Linked DNA regions of Homo sapiens: region 2 is linked to region 1. A link is a contact called in ENCODE Hi-C data. All regions are on one chromosome and are shown on one strand. Each heading gives the region's core, a stretch centred on a gene start or an enhancer-like site at or near the end of the contact. The rest is flanking DNA. Distances are from core to core; before and after follow the strand shown.

Region 1 (3,886 bases), core at 601-3,100:
AAAATATTCAAGCTCTTATTTTAGAGTCTGTAAGGAAGGTTATTGACCTACAGATATCAGATAAGAAAGATTGGAAAGTGATTGGTTTTGCAGTATAATGATAGAAGATAAACCATGGAGGCTTCCCTGTGACCTGGAAGAAGCTACTACCATTCATCAGAAAAGAAAAATAGCATGAGAAACACGTTAAAGGGAAAAAAAAATATGGAATTCACTGCAGACATAGTGAGTTTAAGATGCCAGTCATAAATTCAAGAGATCATATACTGTAGATCAGGTAAAATTAACTGTTGTGGTATAAATGGATTATAAAAGTGCTGAGAAAGTGACCTCTTCACCCATCAGGGGAACCAGGCAGGGCCAAGTTGGTCCAGTCTCCTCCAACTGTGAGCATTCTAATCTGTTCACCCCAGTGTGCCATACAATGTTGTCATTTTCCCTATGCATCATGTTGAGAAATGATTCTGAATCACTTTGAAAAAAATCACACAGAACAGCAAGAATGAATGCAATGTTGTCGAACCTACATGATGGGAATACTTCAAGGGAGTATTCCGTGTTTTCTTATGACCAAAATTGGCCAACTGAAATGAGGCTTGTTGGGTCTGACACTTAGGACCACACTGGTAACATTCATGATACCGGTCTCAGTGTCCTGGGGCAGAATTAATCTCAAGCTTTTAAAGAAAGAATGTGACACATGAGCCCAATATTATGAGTGTAAACTATTATTTTCCATGAATATAATTGTAAAAAGAAGGAATAACATATTGTCAAAAGTAAAAAGATGATTGTTTAATTTGAAAGAGTATGTTTACAGAACATGGGAATGGATTAGTAATGAGGAAAATATTGAAATATAAAATAAAGAGAGAATAACTAATAGAGGAACCAGGAGACTTCCACATCATGGACCCTCATGGTCATATTCTTTGAGTAGACGGTTCACCTTATCCAATGGGATAAAATGAGAAATCATACAGATTTAGGTAAGTTTCATACCATGGAGGCAGAAAGTTGAACTGAGTTCATATAGGAGACCTCAATTTCTCTTTCATGTCAGTCTCTGTTACATTCTATGAGAATATAGAATCGATATATGTTTGTAAATAGTCTTATATAATAAATTATTAGACCTGCCTAGGAAAGCAAAACAGAAAAATTATGAAGTCTCTCAATGGCCAACTAATGAATATAAAAATACTATTTTTCAAATGTTTATACTGGAATAAGCACACAAGACAGCAGAAAACCTTTTATTTCATGCAGAAGATCCATAATGCTTTTCTGATTGATGTAGAGACTTTTAGTAAAAGAGTAAATTAAGGACCAAAATTCACTTTTATATATGTATTCCTTGGGTTTCCTTTTGATATTTCTCACTATAACAGGAGATTATTTTTATATGAAATAATAAAAAAAATATACTTAAAAAACGCTGTTATCTATACTGTTAATTATTTTAGAATATCACATGTAAATTAGGTGGCAGAAGCCATAGCAGATTTGCATGTCTTAGAAAATAGCAGGTAATTTCGTGAGTTTGCAAATAGATTATTTTGCAAATGGTTCTGTACTGCAGTAAAAGAGTTTGGTAGTAAACAGAACATCTTGTTAGTGGAACTGATAGAAACAATATTGTCATTCATCTTTAATTATACTTTCTTTGCTTCTCTCACACCAATTTCACCTTCCTACACTGTGACACTTTGTCTTTTTTTTTTTTCCCGCCCTATGTCTTTTTCTTTTGTCACACTGTTTTACATACCTCACCAAATGAGATCTTTTGGTTTAAGTGACCGTTTTTTTGAAACTTTAGAATACATTTTTCCTAATCTCAGTAAAAACTGGGGTCATAGTCTCACAATGCTAAGAACAAATAAAGCTGTCATCAGCATTTGATTTTGTAAGGCAGTGGAATTGTGGCAAAGGTTTTTAAAAGGTTTGAATAGTCCCCCTAAAGTAATTAAAATAACCTTGTATCTTTATTTATTCAATTATAAATTTAAATCTCAAAAGCAGAGAGTTTAAGAGTTTATATTCTGTTTGAGGTTTGAACTTTGTACATTGTATCAGTGCTGGCATTATCTTTTTTCTTTGCTTTTGTTTCCTTTTATAAAGTTTAATTTAAGGAAATAGCAACTTTTGCATTTCAGTAGTTATTTAAATGGAAGCTGGAGTTTGGCCAAATCCCTGATGCAATCAAAGCCATTGCTCTCTAATCCCCTGAAAAAAAAAATGGTGTATTGCAGAAATATTTGTTGTTGCTGCCATTCAAGCTTCACTTGATTTGTAAACACTTGCGGGTCTGTTATGTGCATTCATGTGCAAGAGAAAGGAGAATGAAGCCAGTAGCTCCTCGGGCTATAAAATTCCATGGAGATGCCAATGCAAAGTTACCTTCTTACTCCCACAGAGAGCCCAGAGAACATAAGGGAGAAGTTTTTCTTGCAGAAGGGGAGTGGTTTGCTTACAGCTCACCACCACTGTGTGTACTTACAGGGAGCAGAGAGTGAAACCTGAATTTTAATTGAATGTGTGTTTCATCAAGACCAATCTTCAGAGTGCAGATTACAATGCTAGCAAAGAACATGCATTCATAATTCAGTTTCAATAAAACCTACCTATGCTTGTTATAAAGTTTATGACTCAAACTCCTTAAACTCCTGGAGGTAACTTTTATTTGAAGCAAAACTATTCATTGTCACATTTTAAAGTTTATTTCCCAAACATGTTTGTGTTACCAGTTAGTCCATCATAAAATAGTCCCAGTTTATGGACTACATTTATTTTTTAATGAAAAGGGTATTAATATGTTATTTTCAATTATGATTTTCTTTTCAATTATAATGACTATTTCACCATCAGAAAAGGTGAGTTAAGTTACTTGAAGGAATTATTTAATAAAGTTAAGAAAATATTATTTTGAAACATTATCCTCAGAAAGAAATCAATATTATTAGATTATGCGTGATCATTATTTTCTAGGTGGTTTTCTAAAGTTCCTGAAAGGTCATTCAGAGCATTGGGAAGAAGAAATTTGGGATAGTAGTAAATTCAAAGCAATTTCACCAGTGCCTGTACGAAATAATTGAATGGGGAATGACCTTGGGTTGTCTGTTTGCAAGAATATAAATGTCTAATTAATTGGCCGTGTCTACCTGAAGCCACTCACATTTTAAAAAGTGGGGGGAATATCTTTATAATAACTTTTCAACAGGATATCAGACATCCAATATACTAAACTTCTTATGATTTATGTGAATATTTTGCTAATATGTACTCTTAACATTTGAGGAAGCAAAAATGCAATATTAGGATTTGGTACATGAGCCCCAGAAATTTAAACAGCTTCAAAACAATGTTAATTATCTTGATTTAATCATCCCACAACTTATCTATGTATCAAAATATCACATTGTTTAAATAAATATAGTTGACCCTTGAACAACATGGTGGTTAGGAGCATCAACCCCACCTCATGCAGTCAGAAATCCACATATAACTTTTGATACCTTCAAAACTTAACTACTAATAGCCTCCTGTTGAACAGAAGCCATACTGATAACATAGTAGATTAACATATATTTGTGTGGGTATTATATATTGTATTCTTATAATAAAGTGAGCTAGAGAAAAGAAAATGTTATTAAGAAAGTAATAAGGGCTGGGCTCAGTGGCTCATGCCTGTAATCCCAGCACTTCGGGAGGCCAAAGCAGGCAGATCACTTGAGGTCAACAGTTCAAGACCAGCCTGGCCAACATGATGAAACCCAGTTTCTACTAAAAATACAATAATTAGCTGGGCGTGGTGTTGCACACCTGTAATCCCAGCTACTCAGGAGGCTGAGGCAGGAGAATCACTTGAACCTGGTAGGCGGAGGTT
Region 2 (3,886 bases), core at 916-3,415, 53 kb after region 1:
ATGGACAACCTTGAAAGCCAGGCAGAGGAACCTGAGTTTACCTTGTGGTCCTGGTATTCAGGGAAGTGAAGAGTTTTAATGAAAAGAATGCCGATCAGTTATTTTCCTTGTATATGGAGAGAATACAGAAAAATAAATTAAACTAGAAAAGCAAACATTTTAGTTGAACATGAAACATTTTAAAACTAATACTTAAGCAATGGATGATGAAGTAAAGAGGATCCTATAGAAGAGGCTCCAATTTGTGAACATCTTCTAAGCCAAGGGATTCAGTGACCCATCCACTTCTGGCTGGATATTGATCCAGATGACCTGGATTATCCTTAAATTCTAGTCTTTCTTGATTTTTTATTTTGTTCTTCTTCCATCATTCACTTGACATTTGTATACTGAGGATCACCTTCTGGTATTATAAAAACTTAAGTTATTTCACCTCTTTGCTCAATTTCTTTAACTATGTCAGTGCTCCCCAAGCTTCAGCCAAAGACCATCAAGGACACACATGTGATGGAACAAAGTGGGATTTATTAACTTGTTGCAACAAGGGGCACTGAACACCATGGGGGAATTGTGGGCTGTCTCAATAAGAAGGTGTTAGGAATAACTTCTAGTATTTGAGGCTGTGCTAGATAACTTAAGGTTAGCACTCAACTGGGTGCTATTCAGAAGTGGGAGTAATTCTGTGAGTATTTTGTGAATCCTATCTAGAGGGAAGGAAGAACAGAGGGAGGATAAAGCTATGATTAATAAGGAGGCAGTGTTCATTCATATTAGCCAGGAAATGGGAGGTTGGGGTAGTTTTGTGGTCTACACAAAACCCGCTATGGTTTTGTCTGCGCTTAGACATTACAGGGTAGTCTCTTTTTTTCTGTTTCATTCATCACTGGTTCAGAGTGACCTTGTCTAATTTAGTGTCCTATGAGATTATTTATGTTCCATAGGAAAAAAATATGGCCCTGCTGTTAGGCCAGTTCCTAGCAACACCGAGGACAGGCCAGTTAGTTAGCGCCTAGCCAGGTCTCTATGTTAAGGCCTGCCGTTCTCTTTTTTACCTGTGATCTGTGTCTCTGTTAATTGGAATGGGAGCCTTAAATGGGCCAGGCAAGGAGTTTATCTTAACTCTACCCCTTACTGACTGTGTGATCTCGTGCACATTTTTAACTGTCTTCAAGACAGTTTGCTCTTTCATGAAATGGAATAATGCTTACCCCCCATAGAGCTGTTGTGAAAATTAAATGAAAAAACAAAACATAAAAAGCCTGGCACATAGTAATTTCTCAATAAGTCACTGCAATTTTTATTATTTGCCTGAATATTTGGCATGACACTCAATGTGTAAGTGCCCAGTTGAAATAGTTTCCTTATCTTTTCTTTGAAGGTGAGAAGGCTAAGTTCCTTTTATATACAAAAATGTGTTCTGTCGAACACTATCACTGCAAGGCCATTTACTAAAAATGTTTATGGGATGGAATCTTTTTCAGCACTTGCTGTCACCTCAGCGGGCCCCAGAGAGGCTTATTCAGCTGGCAGAGGGCAATCTGAATACACTCGTGACCGAAATGAACGAGCTGCTGACCAGGGTAAGGTGGCAAAATTATGAATCTTCTGAAAGCAGATAGATTATGTCAATGAAGGAAAATTACTTCAAAGTTCTGAAATGCAAATCACCTTCTTCCTAATTCCCAATTTGGTATATAAAATAGATGTATTCTGACTTGCTAATTCTGCTTCAAATCAAATCATAGAAATCAGTAGCACGCAGAAAAATTGGGGATACCTGGAAATTGTCAATGGCTAAAAAGTCCAGAATGACAGTGTATTTTGAGAACTTTATTCAGTAGCCTCCGTGGTAAAGTTTGTATCTGTTCTGATTTCCAAAAGCACTATCTTTGATTGTGTAAAGAGAAAGAAAAACAAATGAAAATGCTTGTGGTCTCTTTCATCTCATCGTGGGATTTTTGCATTAGTATAGAAATACAGTGTAAATCAGTCTTTCCACACAAAAGAGGAAATCTTCTCTATTGTGAGACTCCAAAGTGCTTAAGACACTTTTTAAAGTCAGAATGTAAAGTCCATGTTGCATTTATCAGGCTTTTTAAAGAATTGGAAATTTTAAATTTTCAAAACTGCGATGGTATTAAAAACTTTTTGCAGTTAGAGAATGAAGAAAACAACATAAAGCCCGCCATCTTGTGGCCAGAAATATGCATGAAGCTAGAAACGGGGCTGCAAAGTACGGATTTAATTTGATTATCTAAGAGCTTTAAATGATAAAGAGTATTGGAGCTAGAAGGTTCCTGGGGATTATCGAGTCCACTTTGTATTTTAAAGAAGAGCTGCCTCGGGCCATGACAGTGAAACGAATTAACAATGGCCATACAATTTGCTAAACTCAGGGACTTAAGCTGGACCCAGTCTCAAGATTCCCACTGGCCCAGTACTTTTTCTACATAGCCTGCTGTCGGTTTAGGAAAATATCCACAGGAAAATCAAATAGGCTTCTGAGCACATAATGCTAAACAACGGCCCTGATGTTACAATAGCATACTAAACACTTTTTCAGAATCTCATAGCAACAATATAGAATGTACAGATACAACACGGAGTTTCTTGCCAAATGTATGTAGACATTAGATTAAATTGAGTGCATTTATCTCATATTAATTTAATATGAAATAATTCATATTTGTTATAAATAAGAATTTTCTAACAGGTCATGGTAGAATAAATCAATTTAACAAGCACACATAAATGTTCATAACATACAAAGCCTAAGTTACGTGTTGGCAGATGAAAAATATGAATGAGGCTCAATCTGTCTTCAAAGAACTTTGAGATGTGTGTGTGTGTGTGTGTGTGTGTGTGTGTGTACATCAGCATTTAAGTGTATGGAGGACCATATTAGACAACTGCATGCAGGTATATAATAAAACATGAAATAAAATAAAGTCGGAAGAAATTCTGGAGAAATATTTAATAATAGAATAATTTCATCTGCTTAGGGGTAATTAGAAAAAATTTCATGTAATAAATGGCATTTCATTCATTCATTCACTTAACTAATACTTTTTGGGAGTCTCTCATGTTCTAGGAATTATGACACTGGGGATAGAAGTGTGAGCAAAACTGCGCAGTCCTTGCCCTCATTGGCTTAGTATAGTCTAATGATCTGACGTTAGAGACACAAAAAGTATTTCTTTTTTTTTTTTTTTTTGAGACAGAGTCTTGCTCTGTCGCCGAGGCTGGAGTGCAGTGGTGCGATCTTGGCTCACTGCAACCTCCGCCTCCCGGGTTCAAGTGATTTTCCTGCCTCAGCCTCCCAAGTAGCTGGGATTACAGGTGTGTGCCACCACACCTGGCTAATTTTTTTTGTATTTTTAGTAGAGACGGGTTTCACCATGTTCGTCAGGCTGGTCTTGAACTCCTGACCTTGTGATTCGCCTGCCTTGGCCTCCCAAAATGCTGGGATTACAGGCATGAGCCACCGCACCTGGCCACAAGAAGTATTTCATTAAGAGTGTCAGATCTTTATTATGTCTCAACCTATACTCTTTACCCTTTCCAGCAGATTGTCTCATGCTATGTTTTTTAAACAGACTTTATTTTTTAGAACAGCTTAAAGTTCAAAGAAAAATTGAGTGTAAAGTTCAGAGTGTTCTCATATCTACTCCCTGCCCCCACAACCTTCCCCACCAGAATGGTACATTTATTATAGTCGATAAACCTAAGTTGACACCTCCTCATCACCCAAAGTCCATAGTTTACATTAGGGTTCCCTCTTGGTATTGTACATTCTATGGGTTTGGAAAAATGCATTATGACATGTGTCCACCGTTGTTGTAAAATATAGAAAAGTTTTACTGCCCGAAAACTCCTCTATGCTTCA

Evidence for each region. Hi-C counts contacts between places; a loop is a spot of excess contacts on that map. Pooled maps may share reads with other maps.
Region 2: a map of PC-3 shows a loop between it and region 1 (6-fold over the local background). The contact joins two enhancer-like sites. A Hi-C loop is called at or near these places in 1 of 168 maps with a recorded cell type or tissue (PC-3) and 1 of 50 pooled maps.

Annotation. Positions count from the first base shown.
Region 1 is chr6:129,316,186-129,320,071 of GRCh38, forward strand. All of the region lies in intron 27 of LAMA2 (laminin subunit alpha 2), which reads left to right. Among named protein-coding and RNA genes, the nearest start is that of ARHGAP18, 390 kb to the right of the region's middle. Within about 2 kb of position 1,851, at least 4 of the 41 ENCODE cell types and tissues checked have a DNase peak (open chromatin) inside an H3K27ac peak, as active enhancers do.
Region 2 is chr6:129,368,411-129,372,296 of GRCh38, forward strand. LAMA2 (laminin subunit alpha 2) reads left to right here. Exons shown (of 65, transcript NM_000426.4): 34 at 1,482-1,580. Among named protein-coding and RNA genes, the nearest start is that of ARHGAP18, 340 kb to the right of the region's middle. RefSeq lists an enhancer at 2,081-2,590. Within about 2 kb of position 2,166, at least 4 of the 41 ENCODE cell types and tissues checked have a DNase peak (open chromatin) inside an H3K27ac peak, as active enhancers do.